Linked DNA regions of Homo sapiens: all the other regions are linked to region 2. A link is a loop called in an ENCODE intact Hi-C map of the cell type or tissue named here. Cell type or tissue: GM12878. All regions are shown on one strand. Links, peaks and the distances in the headings refer to the core of each region. The heading gives the core; the rest is flanking DNA. Region 1 overlaps DDX4 (DEAD-box helicase 4). Region 2 overlaps IL31RA (interleukin 31 receptor A). Region 3 overlaps SLC38A9 (solute carrier family 38 member 9).

Region 1 (8,586 bases), core at 1,355-6,354, 130 kb after region 2:
AAATGGCCAAGTAAGGAACTCTAAATTCCACTACTCCAAAAAGGCAAGGAAAAAAATGGGCAAGAACTGTCAGAATTAACTTTTTCCAAACTCTAGAAATCAATAAAAGGCTTGAAGCAACCCAGGGAATTTTTTCTTTTAAACAGCAAATTTCGCAGCATTTTAACTTACCTAGTTCCATCTCCCGGCAACTCAACTTGTAAGTATATAACCAAAAGATTTGAAAACAGGGACTCAAACAGATAACTGTAGGTGAATGTTCATAGCGGACTTACAATAGTCGGAAAGAAGAAACAATCCAAGTGTCCGTCACATGGATAAACAAAATGTGGTAAATACATTATATTATTCAACCATTAAAAGAAATGTAGTTTTGATGCATGCTACAACATGGATGAACACTGAAAACAAGATGCTAAGTAAAATAAGCCAAATACGACAGGACAAATATTGTACGATTCCACTTGTATGAAATACCTAAAATAGACAAATTTCATAGAGAACATGGAATAGAGGTTACCAAAGACCAGGGTTAAGGGAGTACACAGGGAATTGTTGTCTAACGGAATACAAAGTTTCTATCTGGGTGATGATAGTGATGACAGAATACTGTGCACTTAATGCCAAAAATTATACACTTAAGAATAGTTAATATGGGAATTTTATGTTATAGAGATCTTACCACAAAAAAGCTCAAAATATCCCAAGTTTCATGAAAACTATTAATCTATAAATCCAAGAAGCTCAACTCCAAGGAGGGTAAACCCAAAAAGATCCACATCTAGACACATCAATATAAAACATCAACAAATGGTGCTAGAACAACTGGGTATCCATATGCAAAAGAATTTGGACCCCCACCCTACACCATCTATAAAAATGAATTCAAAATGCATCAAAGACTTAAGTGTAAGAACTAAAACTATAAAATTCTTAGAAGGAAACAAAGGAAAAAGTCTGCATGACTCTGGATTAGGCAACAGTTTTCTAGTTATAACACCAAAAGAACATAAAAAGATAAACTGGGTTTGATAAAAATGTTAAATTTTAGTGTTTCAAAGGGTACTATCAAGAAAGGGAAAAGACAACCCACAGGAGGTTATTAAACATTTGCAGGCCAGATGCAGTGGCTCACACCTGTAATCCGAGCACTTTGGAAGGCCAAGAAGGGAGAACTGCTTGAGCCCAGGAGTTTGAGACAAGCCTGGACAACACAGTGAGACCCCATCCCTACAAAAAATAAAGAAATTAGCTGGGCATGGTGGCACATGCCTATAGTCCCAGCTACTCAGGAGGCTGAGGTGGGAGGACTGCTTGAGACCAGGAAGTTGAAGCTGTCATGAACCATGACTGTGCCACTGCACCCCAGAGTCTGGGTGACAGAGCGAGACTCTGTCTCAAAAACAAAAAAAAAAAAATTAGATAAATTAAAAAAAAATAAACATTTGCAAATCAGGTAGCTGATGATACTCACATTGAGAATATATAAATAAATCTTAGAACATAAAAAGACAACCCAATTGTTAAAATGAGTGAAGGATCTGAAAGACATTTCTCCAAAGATATACAAATGGTCAATAAGCATATGAAAAGCTGCTCAACATCACAGTCATCAAAAAATGCAATCAAAACAACAATAAGGGCTGGGCACTGTGGCACACATGCTTGTAATCCCAGCACTTTGGGAGGCTGAGGCAGGCAGATTGCTTGAACTCAGGAGTTCAATATCAGCCTGCGCAATGTAGTGGAACCCCATCTCTAAAAAAATACAAAAATTAGCAGGGCATGGTAGTACACGCCTGTAGTCCCAGCTACACAGAGGGCTGAGGTGGAAGGATTATTTGAGCCTAGGAGGTTGAGGCTGCAGTGAGCCGAAATTGTGACAGAGCCCTCCAGCCTGGGTGAGAGTAAGACCCTGTCTCAAAAAAATAAAAAAACAAAAAACCCACAATGAGATACCACTTCATACTCAGTAGAATGGCTATAATTAAAAAAACACCAGTAATAACTAGTATCGGTGGATGTGGAGAAATCAGAACCCTCATAACATTGAGAGTGGTAATATAAAATGGTACAGCTACTATAGAAAATAATTTGGCAGTTCCTCAAAAAGTTAAACATTAAGAGTTAGCACATGACACAGCAATTCCACTCCTAAGTATATACTCCAGAAAAATGAAAACACAGGTTCACATAAAAACTTGTACACAAATGAATACGGCAGCATTAGCCATGATAGCCCAAAAGTGGAAACAACTCAAACATTCATCAGCTGAAGAATAAACAAATGTGATGTAACCACACAACAGTAGAGCCCTCATGAATGGAATTAGTGTTCTTATAAAAGAAGCCCCAGAGAGCTGCCTGGCCTTATCCACCATGTGAGGACACAGAGAGAAGACACCATCTATGAACCAGGAAATGGGCCCTCACCAGACACTGAATCTGCTGGTGCCTTGATCTCAGACTTCTGACTCTCCAGAACTGTGAGAAATAAATTTCTGTTGTTTACAAAGCTACCCAGTTTATAGCATTTTGTTATAGCAATGCAAATTAAGATAGCTTTTTCTTCTGGAAATTGATTAAGCTCATTCTAAAAATCACACAGGAATGCAAAGGACTAAAAATAACAGGCAATCTTGAGGTTTTTCATTTGTTTTGTGTTGTTATAAAGGAATACCTGAGACTGGATAATTAATGAAAAAAAAGGTTTATTTGGCTCAAGATTTGATATCTGAAAATGTTCAAGACTGGGCATCTGGGAAGAGCCTCAGGCTGCTTCCACCCATGGCTGAAGGTGAAAGGGAGCTGGTGTGTTCAGAGATCATATGATGCAGAGGAAGTAGAGGGTACCAGGCCCTTTTAACAACTAGCTGTCAAGGGAACTAGTAGGCAACTCACTCAACAGCCCCACAAGGAAACAGGTCTATTCATGAGAGATCTGCGCCCCCATGACCCAAATACCTCCCATTAGACCCTACCTCCAACTCTGGGAATCAAATTTCAACATGAGAAGGACAAACATCCAAACCATAGCACTTGAAAAACAAGCACTTGAAAGACTTACAATGCCAGATATCAGGACCTATTATGAAACCACAGTAATTAGATTATGGGGCAATGGTACAAAAATAGAAAAACTGACCAACGGAATAAAACCTAGAGAAACAGATACACATATATAAGCCACCTAATTTAGGACAAAGGCAGCCCTGTAGTGCAAAGCAGAAGGGACAGTCTTTTCAGTAAGTGATACTAGGTCAACTGAACATCTATATGGAAAAAAAATGTATATTGATTCCCACATTATATACAAAAATAAACTCCAGATTAATGACAATTACTTTTTTTTGTTTTAGACGGAGTCTCTCTCTGTCGCCCAGGCTGGAGTGCAGTGGCGCAATCTCAGCTCACTGCAACCTCTGCCTCCCAGGTTCAAGCGATTCTTCTGCCTCAGCCTGCCGAGTAGGTGGGACTACAGGCATGCGCCCAGCTAATTTTTGTATTTTTAGTACAGACGGGGTTTCACCATATTGGCCAGGCTGGTCTCGAACTCCTGACCTTAAGTGATCTGCCCGCCTCCCAAAGTGCTGGCATTACAGGCATAAGCCACCGCGTCCGGCCTATCTGTATGTACTATTCTTGCAACTTTTAAGTTTTAAATCATTTACAAATAAAAAGGTAAAAGTAAAGATACTCAACAGAAAAATGGGCAAACGACTTGACAAAAGATGTCCAGATGTCCAAATGGCCAATAAACATAAGAAGTGCTCCACATTCCATTAGTCCAAAAAAATAGAAATTTAATACAAAATGAGTACACCACCACACAACCAGCAGAATGGTTAAAAGGAGAGAAAAAGAAAATACCAAGCATTGGTTAGAATGTGAGTGTATCTTAGTTTAAACGCTGAAAACATTTGACAATACTATTAAAGCCAAAAATATATATAGCCTATGACCTAGCAATTCTTCTTCTGAGTATGTACTAATGACAACCAAAAGAATACTAGAATGTTTACAGAAGCACTTTCACAATGGCCCCAAACTGGAGGTAATCCAAATACCTATCACTAATAGAAAAACAGTAAAACAAAAGAATACTAAACAGTAATAATGATCTACAATTGCAACAAACACACTAAGAAGGTAAACATAAAACACTACATACTATATGATTCCATTTATACCAAGTATAAAAATAGACGAAATTATCGTATGCTGTTAGAAGTCATAACAGAAGTTTTGGGGGTAATGAGTCATTAGTGAGTAAAAAATGAACATGAAAAGGGGCTTTTGAGGTGCCAGTAATTTGTATTTCATGACCTGAATGCTGGTGAACACACTGAACTCAAGTGAGTTCAGTTTGTGAAACATAATTGAACTATACACTTATGGTATGTGTACCTGTCTACATATTTTAATATAAACATATATACACACGTGTATTTTCTGAGTGACCCCTATATGCAAACTTCCTATCCTCAAATGTATACATCTACAGAGAATGGAAATCAGGGATACCCTGCAAAATGGCTGTGCCCCTGCTAATTATCCTACACTAATCTGTAAGTCAGGACCAAGCACATAGAGCTGCAAATGGTTTCGACTGCCTCATTTAAATATGAATTAAATTGATTTAAAGTAAATGTTAATAGTACAAAAGATATTCACTGGTCTGAAGAAAAAAATTTCAAATATGAGCTATGTTTTAGGAACATTAAGTGCCAAAAATTGCTTGTTAAAAAAAATATGGTAAAAGATGAGTCTTGTTTTTTCTTAGCTTAACTTTCTCCCCACCACCACCCCTCTCCACAATTATCATAAGAAGTAATTAAGGAGACAGTCTTCCCTCATTATGAAATCCACAAGTCCTACCTTCACTAGGGAGGGCCTAATTCAGCCAGCTACCTACCTAATGGGCAAAGGAAAAGAATGTCTCCAAGGTGCGGTAAAAACACTGATGTATCTGATTACTATGTAGTTCCAAACAATAAAACCTCTTATCATAGATTTGCACATCCTCAGCAATTTTATAGTAAGTTCACTATATTCTTCATACGTTTTGTTGTCATTGCTATTTTAACATGACTGCCCATATATAATCAAGAATTAAGCATGGTAATTTTTGATACAATCTCATCTCAAATTCAATAGAAGCTGAATTACCAGAGTATGGTGAAATACAGCTAGACTTGAACAAAAAATAATCTACAATTTCTTCCCCCCTCAAATTTCCAATGACTCTATTCAGAGACAAAGACATCCCCAGTTCATCTAAATTGCAACTGACCAAGATTCACATTGTCCCTCTTCTGTAATTGATAGCACATTCTGGAGATCATAGGGGGGAAAAAAAAACCACAACCAACAGATCCAGTGACATTAGAAAGTAAAACAAGGACAGGCACAGTGGCTCATGCCGGTAATCCCAGCACTTTGGGAGGCTGAGGTGACAGCTCCTGAGGGTCAGGAGTTCCAGACCAGCCTGGCCAACATAGTGAAACTCCATCTCTACTAAAAATACAAAACTTAGCCAGGCATGCTGGCACATGCCTGTAGTCCCAGCTACTAGAGAGGGTAAAGGCACAAGAATCACTTGAACCTGGGAGGTGGAGGTTGCAGTGAGCCAAGATCACACCACTGCACTCCAGCCTGGGTGACAGAGTGAGACTCCATCTCAAAAAAAAAAAAAAAGTAAAAGAAGGCATTATTTTTGTGCTCTCTATTCTGTTCCACTGGTCTAGGTATCTGGTTTTGGACCAGTACCACGCTGTTTTGGTTATTACAGCCTTGTAGTATAGTTTGAACTCAGGTAATGTGACGCTTTCCAGCTTTGTTCTTTGTGCTTGGGATTGTCTTGCCTATTCATGCTCTTTTTTGGTTCCATATGAATTTTAAAATTGTTTTTTTCTAATTCTGTGAAGAATGTTATTGGTAGATTGGATCTGTAAATAGCTTTGGGCAGTATGGCCATTTTAACAATATAGTGGATAGGAATGCCACTGATTTTTGTACATTGATTTTGTATCCTGAAATTCTGCTGAAGTAATTTATCAGATCAAGGAACTTTGGGGCAGAGATTATAGGGTTTTCTAGGTATAAAATCATACCATCTGCAAATAGGAATTCCACACACCTACAACCATCTGATTTTTGCCAGGGTTGACAACAACAAGCAATAAGGAAAGGATTCCTTATTCAATAAATGGCGCTAGGATAACTGGCTAGCCATATGCAGAAGATTGAAACTGGACCCCTTCCTTAGACCGCATACAAAAATCAACTCCAGACGGATTAAAGAATAACATGTAAAACCTAAAACTATAAAAACCCTGGAGATAACCTACAAAATACCATTCTAGACACAGGCCCTGGAAGATTCTGTGATGAAGATGCCAAAAGCCACCGCAACAGAAACAAAAATTGACAAATGGGACCTAATTAAATGAACAAGCTTCTGCACAACGAAAGAAACTATCAGCAGAGTAAACAGACAACCTACAGAATGGGAGAAAATATTTGCAAACTATGCATCCGACGAAGGCCTAATATCCAGAATCTATAAGGAAATTAAATGTACAAGCAGAAAAACAAACAACTCCGTTAAAAAGTGGACAATGGACATGGGCACGTTTCAAAAGACAATATACAGCCAACAGGCAGATGAAAAAATGCTCAGCATCACTAATCGTTAGAGAAATGCAAATCAAAACCACAATGAGATACCATCTCACACCAGTCAGAATGGTTATTATTAAAAAATCAAAAAATAACAGATGCTGGCAAGCTTGCAGAGAAAAGGGAATGCCTATACACTGCTGGTGGGAGTGTAAATTAGTTCAGCCATTGTGGAAAACAGTGTGGCGATTTCTCAAAGAACGTAAAACAGAACTACCATTCGATCCAGCAATCCCATAATTAGGTATATACCCAAAGGAATATAAATAATTCTACCATAAAGTCACATGTACACATATGTTCACCACAGCACTATTCACAATAGCAAAAACACAGAAATCAACCTAAATGCCCACCAACAGTAGACTGGACAAAGGTAATGTGGTATATATGCGCCATGGAATACTAGGCAGCCATAAAAAAGAATGACATAAAGTCCTTTGCAGGAACATGAATGGAGCTCCATTATTCTAAGCAAACTAATGCAGGAACAGAAAGCCAAATACTGAATGTTCTCACTTATAAGTGGGAGCTAAACACTGAGAACACATGGACACAAAGAAGGGAACAACAGACACTGGGGCCTACTTTAGGGTAGAAAGTGGGAGGAGGTACAGGATCAAAAAACTACCTATCAGGGACTATGCTTATTATCTGGGTGACAAAATAATCTGTACACCAAAACCCCATGGCATGCAATTTACCTAGATAACAAACCTACACATGAACCCCTGAACCAAAAACTTAAAAAAATAAAATAAAAGAGTGAAAGGAGGGGCACCCACTGAATACTCACTCAAATATTAAAAGCAGAAAACATATACCAAAGTATTTTTCTTCAAAGGTTTTCACGATCAGTGTTTTTCATCCAGCTCCTTCAAAATCAGTTTTACCAGTTTAGTGTCTCTGTGTTAAGTACAAATTGTTCCAAAATGTGGTCCTTACCGCCTCTCTTGGAAAACCCTCTGTTCCGTGTTGGATTATCTTCGCAGTCATTACTAGACTCTTCAATAAAAATTTAACATGTAAATAGCATTTAATTAACTTAAATGATGCAATATATAAAGAATAGCACTGTCACAAGATAAATTAGTAAGAAGACAAAATATTTTCATAAGTTAAAATATAAACATATTTCTTCAAATAATTTTAACAGATATATAAAGACATTACTCAGAGTCGATTCCCTATACAAATCATCTCATGTATCTAAATATTAAATGTTTATTATATGAAATTGAGAACCTACTATTTGCCAAGCATTATACTACGCAAAGCAAAACAAAACAAAAAATAAGAATTTCATAAATTTCAGTTTGACCAAAAATGATTTCAGGAACATCTAAGCTATTAAGTAATCAAGTGGTTCTCACATAAGGTCCATAGACCACTAGACTCTTCTATTTATAATGTCATATCTTTTCTGTAATTTACTTTATTTTTGGAGATGGAGTCAAGCTGTATTGCCCAGGCTGGAGTGCACTGGCACAACCTCTGCTCACTGCAACCTCCGCCTCCCGGGTTCAAGCGATTATCCCCACCTCAGCCTACCGAGTAGCTGGGATTACAGGCATGCGCCACCATGCCTGGCTAATTTTTGTATTTTTAGGAGAGATGCGGTTTTGCCATGTTGGCCAGGCTGGTCTTGAATTCCTGAACCTCAGGTGATTCGCCCACCTTGGCCTCCCAAAGTGCTGGGATTACAGGCGTGAGCCACTACACCCGGCCAATTTACCATTCTTAATAAACTCAAGACATTTGTGCTTTCTTAAATATATGCAAACTTTCCCCCATTCATGCTAATGAAATAATTTGGGGATATCCTAGCTTCTCCATTTTTGATATTAGTAAGTAACATTCCCAGAGTTTTAAAATAGTAGTATGAGAGATTACTATACTGAAGGC
Region 2 (5,000 bases), core at 1-5,000:
ATTGCCATCCAAATTACCTAGTATGGATCAATACATAAATGGCAACATTTTCTGCAGGACTGGCCAAAATAATCTGGAAACAGGTCACAAGGATTTATTTAATAGAAAAGTTGAGTGTGTGGCTTGCAATCCAACATCTGGAACTTAATCAGAATCAGACAGAGATCTTACTGAAAATATTCGAACACACAGAAGAGAACTCTTGGAGGTGCAGCAAGGCAGAGGTGGAAGGTACAAACTGGGCGGGGCTCAGAAATTCCAGGGCATGCTCTCCCCTCACCCAATCCTCACCAGCGTTGCACTCCTCAACCTGCAAAACTCGAATCCATGGGAAAAGCGTTTCTTTTTCTTTTTCTTTCTTTCTTTCTTTTTTTTTTTTTTTTGAGGCAGAGTCTCGCCCTGTCACCCAGGCTGGAGTGCAGTGGCATGATCTTGGCTCACTGCAACCTCCACCTCCTGGGTTCAAGTGATTCTTGTGCCTCAGCCTCCCGAGTAGCTGGGACTATAGGTACATGCTAACACACCTGGCTAATTTTTTGTATTTTTAGTAGAGATGGGGTTTCACCATGTTGGCCAGGCTGGTCTCAAACTTCTGACCTCAAGTGATCTGCCCAGCTCAGTCGGTCTCCCAAAGTGCTGGGATTACAGGCACGAGCCACCACGCCCAGCCAGGAAGAGTGTTTCAATGAATGTCAGAGATGATCCTGGATACAGGCACAAAAGTGTCCTGCAAAAAAAAAAAAAAAAAGAAACCCAAAAGTCTTTTGAAGCTGGAAGCCTAGGCCACATGTAGGAATCTGGGGTGGGGACCAGGGGTCCTGCATCCTGCTATTCCTTGGCAACAAACCCCAGCAGGCTGTGTGTATATTTAGGAGTCTTGTTCTTGTAAGCCACAGTTGACGGATCCTTTTCCCAAACAGGGTCCTTATGAGACACTCCAGGGGCTAGTCCTAGCAGCAAGGCCAGGTAAGTTGTCAACCTGAAAAGGTAACTCTGAGAAGGACAACTGAGGCATGGAGGAAATGTGAAGCCACAGAAGGAGCAGAGGCCGGGGCAAGAAGCACAGAGCCTGGAGATTGACCCCACCTAACCCTAGGGCTCTGAGTTTCTCCTTCCAGCCTTCCCCTGCTCACCGCCTGGAAGCATACCCAGCCAGTCCTGGCTGAAAGTCCCTGCTGGAGCCTTGGAGATGTAACTAGACTCTTCTAGCAGCCAATGTTGGCGCTCCACCCAGACCCACTCAGCTTCCTTCTTACTGTGTGCTTGTGTTTTGCTTGGCTGGGATGACTATGAGATGTCACTCACACTCTAGATAGAGTCCCCTGCAAGATCCAGTGGGAACCCCCCTCCCTGGGGCTTTTATCTCAGATTGTACCTGTTACAGGTTGAATTGTATCCCCCCAAAGTATATACCCAGTGCCACACAATGTGACTGTATTTGGAAATAGGCCATTGCAGATGTAATTAGTTAAGACAGTGGGCCCTTTATAAGAAAAGAGGAATCTGGGCATGGAAACAGAGACACACAAGAAGCTAGCCATGTGAAGACTGAAGCAGAGATTGGATTTATGGGAGTTACTGGAGCTACCACAAGCCAAGGAATACCTGGGGCCACTACAAGCTGGAAGGGGTAAGGAAGGATTCTCCCCTAGAGACTTTAGGGAGCATGGCCAACCAGCACCTTGATGTGGGACTTCTGGCCTCCAGGACCATGAGACAATAAAGTTCTGTTGTTTGAAGCCCCCCAGTCTGCAGTGCTTCGTTTTGGCAGCCCTGAAAGCCCACCTTCATCTCAGCCTCTGCCCTGTCCTGGCCTGCTTCTGCAGCTTCCTCATCTCCCTGGAGGCACTTTTTTAAAAAATGATTGCCCACAAATCCTGGCCTGAAGAAGCCAGTGTTGGTGTCTAAACCCACACTCCTTCTCACCAACACTGGAGCTCTGAGGAGCAGGGAGATCCGGGTCTAAAGCGCCAAGTGCACTGCAGAGACTGCGGAGACCACAGGGGCGTGGCGCCGGCCCCAGGAAACCATGAGTCAACCTTGAAAGGGGAAAGCCTGGCCACACCAAGGGGCGCCAAAAGGGGAATTTCCAAGTCATCACTCTACTCAATATAAACGAATCGCCGGGTCCTTCCATCATTCAACAAGAGCTTTCTGAGCAATTACTCCAAACATCCCCAGGTGTGGTGGGAAACACAGATCCTTCCTTGAAGAAGCAGGGAGGGGCTTTGACTGTGAAAGCCATTGATTTCTTGTGATCTGCATGAAGACAGTCACCCGGGGCTCACGTGCTGGTGCTGCTTCTCCTTTGCCAACCGTCCTGGCCCATCCTGAGCTCTGCCCCAACTTGGGCCCATCTTCCTCCTCTGGCCTTATGACACAGTGGCCGGGCTTTCCGATGCCCTGCCTGGGACCACGCCACCGCTGCCTGCTGTCTCGGGTCTCACAAAACCCAGGGCGTGCTGAGCAGAAGGAACCTCATTCCAAGCCCTTATTCCAAGAGGGGAACGTGGAGGCCCGCACAGGTCAATAACCAGTTCAGTGTCACACAGCATCTGTGACCGGAATTCAAGTCACTTTATGAATAACACATCTAAGGTTGTGGGATATGGTACAAGTTGGGAATCCTGCAGATCCGAGCTGGAATCATCCCACTCCAGAGACCTTGGGCACATTACTAAGCTTGCCTGAATCCCTTTGCCGTCTATAAAATAGATCTCACAGCATCTACATCATGAGTCATGTCAAGGCTAAAATGGGAAAACCTATGTTATCTTAGCACAATTCCTGACACATACTAGTAGACAATGTATGATAACTATTACTTAATGATAGTTATACTTACAAAAATTATCTTATTATTCTCTAGTTATTATTCTCATTCTCCAGTTGCCTCCACTTTAGTAAGCAAAATTCTGTAGAATATTACTTTCTTTTGTTTGTTTTTGAGACAGGGTCTCGCTCTGTCACTCAGGCTGGAGTGCAGTGGTACAATCTCGGCTCACTGCAGCCTCAACCTCTTTGGCTCAAGCGATTCTTCCCCCTCAGCCTCTCAAGTAGCTGGGACTACAGGCACATGCCACCAGGCCTGGCTAATTTTTGTATTTTTTTTTTTTTTTTTTTTGTAGAAACAAGGTTTCACTATGTTGCCTGGACTTGTCTTGAACTCCTGAACTCAGCGATCCACCCGTCTTGGCCTCAAAGTGCTGGGATTACAGGCGTGAGCCATCGTGCACATCCAGAACATTATTTTCTTTTATGTCTGGGACTAGCATCTGTAAAGTTTCTCTGTAAAGAGCCAGATAGCAAATATTTTAGATTTTAGGTTTTGTGGGCTAGGTCGTCTCTGTCATAACTATTCAACTTAGCCACCGTTGCACAAAAGAAGCCATAAATAATATGTGAGCAAATATGTGTGGTTGTGTTAGAGTGAAACTTCATTTACAATAACAAGTGTCCAACCAGATTTAACCTGCAAGCTGCAGTGTGCCAATACCTGATCTAGGACCCTTATAATTGATGATCACACAGTCGTATCTGACACAAAGCCAAAAAAAACCTAAGTGAATTTAGCATAACTTTAAAGTGTATTTTATAATATTTTTAAAGTCGATAATCTGTGTCTAACAGAAATTTGATCAATCAGAAATTTTATTAAGAATGACAATAAGCCAGGAGCAGTGGCTCACGCCTGTAATCCCAGCACTTAGGGAGGCTGAGGCAGGTGGATCACCTGAGGTCAGGAGTTCGAGACCAGCCTGACCAACATGGAGAAACCCCGTCGCTACTAAAAATACAAAATGAGCCTGGTGTGGTGGCACATGCCTGTAATCCCAGCTACTCAGGAGGCTGAGGCAGGATAATTGCTTGAACCTAGGAGGTGGAGGTTGTGGTGAGCTGAGATCACACCATTGCACTCCAGCCTGGGCAACAAGAGCGAAACTCCATCTCAAAAATTAATAATAATAATAATAATAATAATAATAATAATAATAATGACAATAGTAATAATTAGCACCAGACAAAGCATTTTACATACATGATCTCATTTAATCTTCACTACAGCTCTGTGAGGTAGGTATTATTATATAATAGCTCCATTTTACGAGTAGCTAATCTTCAGAGAAGTTAGGTAACTTGCCCAAGGTTAATGGTATCTTGTGGAAGAGCAAAGATTTGAACCCGGGGCTGCTGGACTCCAAAGCCCATGCTTTTATACCCTATTCTTTACCACCTCCCATCCTGGGGCCACACTGGGAAACTGAGGTTACTATTTAACAGCACCTCTATTAATAAAGAATGTGTGCCCCAATGACACGTGCATTTGTCAGGAACTTCATCACTAGGGTGTTGGACAGGCGGGAACTAGGATGTCAGGAAATGAGGACTACAGGGAGTACTATTAAATGCTAACTAAAATAATATCAAGTGTAGCTCAAAATACAAAAATATAAATATCTAGGAATTATAAAATGAGGGTTTAAGGAGAAGAGATGGAAGGCAGCACAGGCAGAGAATTCTAGAACTGGTTGTGTAAATGTCTGAACCAGTCTAGGTGTAAGCAAATAGAGAAAGGTGGTGAATTGGAGAGAACATTCCTGACTATGATATGTTTCCACAAATAGTTACTGCACACCTGCTCTATGCCAACTGCTCTATGCTATTTTAAGTGTTGGGAATTAGGTTAAAAAAAAGAAAGGAAAACAGACAAAAAATCACTGCCTTCATGGCATTTACATCCTATTGAGGAAGAAAAAGGTAGTAAAATAAATAAGATAATTTATAGAATAAGGGATAGTACTAAGTTTGAAAGAGAAAAATAAGAGAGAAAAGAGGAAATCTATTGTCTGCAATTCTTTGAATGAAAGTTTTTTATTCCAAAACAGGATAAATATGAGTTTGCCTGGGAGCAGTAATATGTCAAAAACTACTTAACCAAAAGTGTAATGAACAATTTATTGGCAAGTATAAACACTAGAATTTTTCCATAGTGACAAATG
Region 3 (8,586 bases), core at 979-5,978, 200 kb after region 2:
TGGCTCACGCCTGTAATCCCAGCACTTTGGGAGGCTGAGGCAGGCAGATCACGAGGTCAAGAGATCAAGACTATCCTGGCCAATATGGTGAAACCCCGTCTCTACTAAAAAAAAATACCAAAATTAGCCAGGTGTGGTGGCACATGCCTGCAGTCCCAGCTACTCAGGAGGCTGAGGCAGGAGAATCGCTTGAACCCAGGAGGCGGAGGTTGCAGTGAGCTGAGATCGTGCCACCGCACTCCAGCCTGGTGACAGAGTGAGGCTCCGTCTCAAAAAAAACAAAAACAAAAACTAAACAAAAAAAGTTTCAATAGGTCAAAATTACCCATGTCCTAACTTGAGAAAAATCTCTCTGCCTCATAAACAACTACAAACTTCGTGTTAAGATAGAAGGTTCGGCGGATTGCGGTGGCTAACGCCTGTAATCCCAACACTTTTGGGAGGCTGAGGTGGGCGGATCATTTGAGGTTAGGAGTTCAAGACCAGCCTGGCGAACATGGTGAAACCCTGTCTCTACTAAAAATACAAAAATCAGCCAGGTGTGGTGGTATGCGTCTCATCTGTAATCCCAGCTACTTGGGATGCTGAGGCAGGAGAATTGCTTGAGCCCGGCAGGCGGAGGTTGCAGTGAGCCAAGACTGCACCACTGCACTCCAGCCTGAGCCACAGAGGGAGATCCTGTCTTAAAAAAAAAAAAAAAAAAGTTGTCACCTATATAGTTGCTTTGTTTCTAAGAAAATAAAATTTACCTTTCCTTCCCCTAGACTTCTGAGAACAGTTAGACTTAGATTCCTTTTCTTTTCTTTTTCTTTTTTTTTTCTTTTTTTTTTTTTTTTTTGAGATGGAGTCTTGCTCTGTTGCCAGGCTGGAGTGCAGTGGCGCAATCTCAGCTCACTGCAACCCCTGCCTCCCGGGTTCAAGCGATTCCCCTGCCTTAGCCTCCCAAGTAGCTGGGACTACAGGCACACGCCACCATACCCGGCTAATTTTTTGTGTGTGTTTTGGTAGAGATGGGGTTTCACCATGTTGGCCAGGATGGTCTTGATCTCCTGACCTCTTGATCTGCCTGCCTCGGCCTCCCAAAGTGCTGGGATTACAGGCGTGTGCCACACACGCCCAGCCAGTTAGCCTTAGATTTCTAATCACAATCTTAAATACTATATATTTCAGTTACATACATAAAATAATATGCTTTTAATTGTGATTTTATAATACTCTAAATACTTACAATAAAGGGTAAACTCAGCATAGGAGGATGGAATACCAACCTGAACTACAAATTGAAATAGTATTGTTTAGTATTTTTTTTTTCTTTTTGGGGTTAGGGGCAGAGTTTTGCTCTGATACTCAAGCTTTAGTGCAGTGGCACTGTCATAGCTAACTGTTACCTTGAACTCCTAGGTTCAAGCAATCCTCTTGCTTCAGCCTCCCAAAGCATTGGGATTACAGGCATGAGCCACCACACTGGACCTATATGGTATTTTTTAAAAAGTATATATGGGCTTAAAAGTTAAAAAAAAAAAATCACTTAGAGGTTAAAAATGTCTACCAGGCCTGCATTTTGTAACATACTTAAATTTCTGTCGTTTGCTAGGGTTTTTTTCTTTCTTACCACTGAAATATAACTTGAGAGCATTTAGTGTTCCCATTGTAGAAGGAGAGATTCTTTGGTACCACAGCGTTGCTTTGGTAATTTTTTTGTGAGACCACACTATCCTCCAGCACTGTCAAATTTAACGCCTTTTGAAGCATTTATTGATCAGGTTGGAAGCATGTTCCAACTGTCACATCAGAATAGGAGCATTATAGATCCTATTGGCTAACCAGTAAATGATTCATCAGGAAGAGATTTAGATAAGTTTGTTATTGGAGTTTATAGCTGTTACAGACTAATACAGAAGAAAATATATATACATAGCATAACTGCTTCCACCAGGGTGACTTTTTTGTGGTGTGGTTCCATTTGCTTTTATGTTGGCATACTACAGAGGTGAGTAAACTATGACCAAATTTGGCCTGCTGACAGATATATTTTTTTCATAAAGTTCTATTGGAACACAGCCATGCACACTCAATTGCCTTTCATGCTAACAGGTAGAATTGAGTAGCTGCAGAAACTATATGGCTCAAAAAGCCTGAAATATTTATTATCTGACCCTTTACAGAAAAAAATATGTCAACCTCTAGCCTAGGACACTGAGTATAAATGTAGTATCTGAAACTCTATAACATACACAAAAGTATTCAGTAATATTCATTTTTAGTCTCTGAGAAAGAACATATATAATAGTTGTATGTGGGTCCATAGTCACATTTATTTGGGCACAAGCTAGTGTATTCTATTGCAGATTGATGCTAGCATCTTGGCATAGATTCTATAGATTTATTTTTGCAAAGAATTGTGAAAAGACATTTCTGAGCCTAGTATGGAAAGGGCTGATATTCTTTGAGATACGCCAATAATCACAGTCAATACCTTTTTAAAATAATGTCATACCAGTTTACTTTGATTGCTCTCTATGTCCTTTTTACGGAGAGAAGTGCTTCAGTACAGGCACTAACATTTTTTGTTCTTTTAGAGACAGTCTCACTCTGTCACCTGGGCTGGAATGCAGTGGTGCCATTGTAGCTCGCTGCAATCTCGAACTCCTGGGCTCAAGCAGTTCTCTCACCTCAGCCTCCCGAGTAGCTGAGATTACAGGCATGAGCCACCATGCCTGGCTCAGTCACCAACATTTTAAATAAAAGTCGAAAGTACCAAGCAAGTCAACTAAGCTGTTCATTCCCTACTGGGACCTATCTCAGTCTCTTGGTGCTGCTCTAATGAAATACTTGAGGCTAGGTAATTTATAAACAATAGAAATTAATTTCTAGCAGTTGTGGAGGCTGGGAAGTCCAAGATCAAGCCACCTGCAGATTTGATGTTTGGTGAGGACCCGGTCTCTGCTTCCAAGATGGTGCCTTGGTGCTGTGTCCTCACATGGGGGAAGGGATGGAAAGACAAAAGGGATCTAGCTAGTTCCCTTCAAACTTTTCATAAGGTTACTAACTCCATTCATAAGGGTTCTGCCTTCCTGACATAATTACCTCCAAAAGGGTCTACCTGTTAATACTATAACATTGGCAATTAAGTTTCAACATATGAATTTTGGACGGGACACAAACATTCAAATCATAGCTGGACTCCTTATTAAAACCAATCTTAAACAATTAGAGACTCATTTAATGACTTAGATTTGACTTAGTGGTCTTGCATCTGGGACTTTGTTTTAAAACTCAGAGATTGAGTGAGATGTTAAAAGTGATTATGTCTGGGTTTTGTTTTGAGACAGAGTCTTGCTCTGCAACCTCTGCCTCCTGGGTTCAAGCAATTCTCCTGCCTCAGCCTCCCGGGTAGCTGGGACTACACGTGTGTGCCACCACTGCTGGCTAATTTTTGTACTTTTAGTAGAGACAGGGTTTCACTATGTTGGCCAGGCTGGAATATGTCTGTTTATGTCATCTTGTATATTTAGCCCCTACCAAATTATATCAATGTAATGTCTGACAAATTAATACTATAGAAGTATTTAGCATTTTTGTTAATCATTGATAAACTATTCTGCATTATCACCTATGTAATATTTGCTGTGGAACTCTAATTCACCTCTCAACCTAAGTCATCAAACTTCGGGATATTTTATACTTCTCATCAAGACATTCAAAAAAGCTTTAAGACTAGGCATGGTGGCTCATGCCTATAATCCCAGCACTTTGGTACTTTGGGAGGCTGAGGCAAGAAGATTACTTGAGGCCAGGCTGGGCAACATAGTGGCGCACAGCTGGGATCCCAGCTATTTTAGAGGCTGAGGTGGGAGGATAGCTTGAGCCTGGCGGGAGGAGGTTGCAGCAAGCCCAGATGGCACTACTGCACTCCAGCCTGGGTGACAGAGTGAGACCCTGTCTCAAAAAAAAAAAAAGAAAGCATATCTGTTGTCACCTGAAATTCTCAGGAGCAACGAGTACAGTTGTTTCTGTTGTGACAAAACTTGCACCATCTACACAAAAAAATAAAAATTAAAAAATTTAAATAAAAAAATTCCACCTTGGCTCTGTGTGGGGAAAAAAGGAGGGGACATTAAATTTCTGTTGAAAATTTAACATCATGCTAATTGACTAATTGAGACAACTGCAAATTACCAGTTTTCTTACAGTTCTTCATATTTACTTGAATATTATAAATCTTTGAAAGGCACCAGGGACTTTGAACTCCTCATTTATGATTTGTTATTTGAAATCATCAGTTTTCTACTTATTTAGAATAAATAGCTAATTCTGCTATGCTGCAGAACTTTGGATTTGCTCAGAACAAATACACATAGGTGACTAAACTGGAAATTTTAATTCCTCAGTGGCCCTTACATTTTTCCCCAACCTTGATTTCACTTTTTGATAAGGTTCACTGAAATCCAAGGATCTTTCTAGATTTCTCCTCTTTCCTGGTTTCTTCACTTTCAATCTTTAAGTAAAGTATTAATTTCCAGAAAGTGAAAGGATCTTCTCTCTCTAAACTCACCCACATTCTCAGTTTAGTTTAGGAACCAATACTACAGAGTATATTGGTTTACAAAGTAAATTAGAAAGTATAGCCATATATTTCTGCCATTGTTTAGGCAGATATGTTTTTGCTACTCTGACTTGGCTTCTGTCCTTTCCCTTGTTTCACTGCCACTGGAAGGGTTGTTGCTGGGTAAGGAAATATTGAGCCTTGAGACAAAAAATTTTGCAACAAAAGAAATTTACCTAAACTAGCTTGCTTCAAGAAAAACAGATTCATGGTGTTTAATGTGTAATCCGGATACCCAGGCATGAAATTTCACTCATTCTAGCCCTGATTATGTCTTAAAGAGTTTAAAGCCAGCCAGGCACGGTGGCTCCTGCCTGTAATCCCAGCACTTTGGGAGGCCGAGGCAGGCAGATCACAAGGTCAGGAGTTCGAGACCTGCCTGGCCAATATGGTGAAACCCCGTCTCTACTAAAAATACAAAAAAATTAGCTGGGTGTGGTGGCAGGCACCTGTAGTCCCAGCTACTCGGGAGGCTGAGGCAGGAGAATTGCTTGAAATGGGGAGGCGGAGGTTGCAGTGAGCCAAGATTGTGCCACTGCACTCCAGCCTGGGTGACAGAGCGAGACTCCGTCACCAAAAAAAAAAAAAAGAGTTTAAGGCCATTTGCCATTATAGCTATTATTTTATATTTACAAAACTAAACAAAGAAGACCTGATTTTCAGATGCTTCTTTTGTCTTCCAACCTAACTCCTCCTTTTTAAGGCAGACATCAGAGTATACTGGAAATAACATTTAGAATCAAAGTGACCTGGTTTCAATCCCAAGTATGGTTTTCTTAGCTTAGTGATTTAGGACAAATTACTTCTCTGAGCTTCAATTAATTTCTTTCTTTTTCTTTCTTTCTTTCTTTTTTTTTTTTGTAATATGAAGGTAATACCCATTTCCCAAATTCTAAGGATTTATTGGATTTAAACAATAACATGTAAAACATTAGGCCAGTATTAGGCATTCAATAAATAAATGTTAGTTCCATCTCCCACTATCTTCTATTAACTTGTGTTTTTCTCTCAATTTTCCTTCAAAAATGACACCAAGTTTTGTCTTTTTGATATCCTTTAGTGCTATCTTGTTTGTGGCAGTTCAATAATTCTATTATATAAAGGTCAACCTTTTTATTTTTCTTACCTTGCTGAGTTTGCTCACTTTATACTAAAGGCATGTAGATACATCAGCTGATTTTGTTCAGGCCGCTAAGTTAAGGCAATACATATTTTTTCTTTTTCTTTTAAAAAAAGTTTCTTCTTGTATGTCCTTCCAACGAGTAATTTTTCTAGTTTTAAACAGCCAAATTCATAATAAAAGTGATAGCTATGTTTGTTGAATATTCAGTGTGTACCAGCCACATTATATGTATTATCTCATTTTAATCCGAAACCCTGTAAGACTAGTATTTTTATTATCTCCAAAACCAATGAATCTTAGGGAATTTAAGTAAGTTGCCCAAAGTTGCACAGTTAATAAATGGCAGAACCAAGATTCACATCCAGGCAATCTTACTTGTGAGCTATCAACCACCACACACTACTTGATAGCACCAGAATAGCCCAAATCTCAAATTACCCAATGTGTGTAATTCAGACAAATTAATGCCTTGCAGTTCTTTCTGAAAGTGCTTTTATGCATTGTTGGAGATTTAGGAGTGATACGGTTCTGGCTACTTATCAATATTAAAATTTTTCTCTAGCATTTCTTAACAATTCTATGGATTGCTGTTCTTCCCTACAATATAAAAATTTTATTAACCTTCGTTAAGTTCAAAAATAATAATAGTAAACTCTTACACAGACTTTGGTAAAAGTTTGACATTTTTCTAAATGCTTGTACTTACTAACTTATAGGTTTTTAAAATTTTCATGTGTTTCAGAGTTTCCTGAATAAGTTTTTCCCAAGTTCTGTGTTATTCTTTTTGATGAAAGGATACTGGCTTCCCTACAATCATCTTTTCAACTTCTAAAATGTTTAATTTTTTAAATTGAGGTAATGCTTTAAAAATCAATAAAGCTATAATACAATTCTAAATAGAACTTCTCTACAATATGTTTATTTCTTTCCTAAGCTTTTAATTCTGGTGCTACACCCAGGTTAATTTAAAATGTATTTTCTGTTGGTATTGTATTTTATTTTATTTTTTGAGACAAGGTCTCACTCTTCCGCCCAGGCTGGACTGCAGTGGTGTGATCATAGCTCACTGAGACCTCAAACCCTCTTGCTCCAACTGTCTTCCCACCTCAGCCTCCTGAGTAGCTGGGACTGTAGGTGAGCACCACCATGCCTGGCATGCATATATATATATCAATCAAATTTTGTAGAGACACGGTCTTGCCATGTTGCCAGGGTTGGTCTCAACTCTGAATCTCCTGGCCTCAAAGGGTCCTCCTGCCTTAGCCTCCCGAAGTGCTGGGATTACAGGAATGAGCCACCATGCCAGGCCTATTTATATAGAATGTTTTCATTTATTACATCTGGGGAATCATCTTTTCAAGTTAATTAGTCAATTTGACAGTTTTAAACTAAGAAGATTTAACAGATTCTATCAATCCTAACTTCATTCCATCTTAATGTCATAAATTAGTAGGTTAATTTTGAAAAATTCTGCCTTTTAGTTTTAAAACTTAAGACCAAACAAGTCAACCGAATTGTTAATCAGTTTTATTATGTAAAGGAAGGAAGAGAAAGAGCAGGCTTTTGTTTTTTGCTGCTCAACTATTTTAATGAAATTAACAGTAATGAGTAACTTTATCTCAGTTGGTCCCATCTTACTGGGATTTTTGTAACAATTATCACTGAATTATGTACTTTATAGTCAAGAACATTTTTATGCTATAGATTTTTGAATATGTATAATACATTATATGAATCTGTGTCTCAAAGAGTCAACTTACTTATTCTTTTTATCTTAAAAGAATAAATTTTACACTGATCTATTACTAAGCTAATTTGACAGCTAGAGCTAGCAATTGGTATAGATTTGAGCTGAAAGTGAAATGATGAACTGAAAATTGGAATTGGTTATTAGCATCCTAATATGTTTTATTATTCAAGTGATTTAGGACAAGTTACTTGACTTCTCTAGGCTTCATAAATGATTTTTTTTTTAACTTTATTGAGGGTAGGGATCATGACTTAAATTTTTTTTCTATGTTTTTCAATACCTCAGTATATTGTAGGGACTTGTTGAGAACTTGTTGAATGAATATATTGTTCAGAGTTTACCATTACTCAGTATTTTAGTTGTCACATCTTAAAATAGATAATCATTTTTACCATCACACTCCCTTCATAAGATATAGAAATAAAGCCCTTCTTGTTTGGAAATGGTGGTATTTTGGTTTTACTTTTTTTTAAGTTACTGTTGTAAGGTACTACTTTAATATTTTTATTTAACTTTATTTGTTTGTCTTTAGTAGGACTAAGCTAATGAGAGCTTTGACTTGCTTAAACGTTGGGCAGGAAAGCAGAAGAGAAAAGGGAAGTGGAAATCAAAACAACAGAGAAAAGAAAATGCACATATTTGGGAAATAGAACATGTTACTAACATCTGTGTCACATAATAATCAGTGGTAGGTTGACATCATTTGCCTAGATGTTCATGACTGAAGAAAAATTTTTCACTTAAAAAAGGGAAAACCTCAAGAGGCTGCCTATGTTTAAAAAAAAAAGAGCAAGTATTTTCATTTGGTTTTTGATGGAAATGATAATACATTTGAACATTTTTTTTCCCATTACAAAGTACTAAATGAGGTCAGACATGGTGGCTCATGCCTTTAATCCTAGCACTTTGGGAAGCTGAGGCAGAAAGATTACTTGAGGTCAGGAGTTCAAGACCAGCCTGGGCAACATAGTGAAACTCCGTCTCTACCAAAAAAAAAAATAGCCAGGCATGGTGGTGCACACTTGTAGTCCTAGCTACTTGGGAGGCTGAGGTGGGAGGATCACTGGAGCCCAAGAGGTCGCGGCTGCAGTGAGCCATGATCATGCC

The links. Peaks named below come from ENCODE experiments on the same cell type or tissue, not always from the same donor. Only the 100,000 strongest peaks of a DNase experiment are listed, where the experiment ranks them.
Region 1: a loop joins it to region 2, with 2.1 times the contacts of the local background. A loop is called at or near these places in 3 of 110 quality-filtered maps.
Region 3: a loop joins it to region 2, with 2.8 times the contacts of the local background. A loop is called at or near these places in 6 of 110 quality-filtered maps.

Annotation. Positions count from the first base shown.
Region 1 is chr5:55,766,981-55,775,566 of GRCh38, reverse strand. DDX4 (DEAD-box helicase 4) reads right to left here. Exons shown (of 22, transcript NM_024415.3): 7 at 7,627-7,686. Among named protein-coding and RNA genes, the nearest start is that of DDX4, 33 kb to the right of the region's middle. In GM12878, for the core only: no CTCF peak of the experiment used is centred there; DNase peaks (open chromatin) are centred at 3,973 and 4,280.
Region 2 is chr5:55,900,584-55,905,583 of GRCh38, reverse strand. The region is part of intron 8 of IL31RA (interleukin 31 receptor A); the gene reads right to left. Among named protein-coding and RNA genes, the nearest start is that of IL31RA, 52 kb to the right of the region's middle. RefSeq lists enhancers at 1,682-2,181, 1,743-2,392, 2,182-2,683. In GM12878, for the core only: no CTCF peak of the experiment used is centred there; a DNase peak (open chromatin) is centred at 2,073; H3K4me3 peaks cover 604 bases; H3K27ac peaks cover 984 bases.
Region 3 is chr5:55,702,320-55,710,905 of GRCh38, reverse strand. The region is part of intron 2 of SLC38A9 (solute carrier family 38 member 9); the gene reads left to right. Among named protein-coding and RNA genes, the nearest start is that of SLC38A9, 5.7 kb to the left of the region's middle. In GM12878, for the core only: no CTCF peak of the experiment used is centred there; no DNase peak of the experiment used is centred there.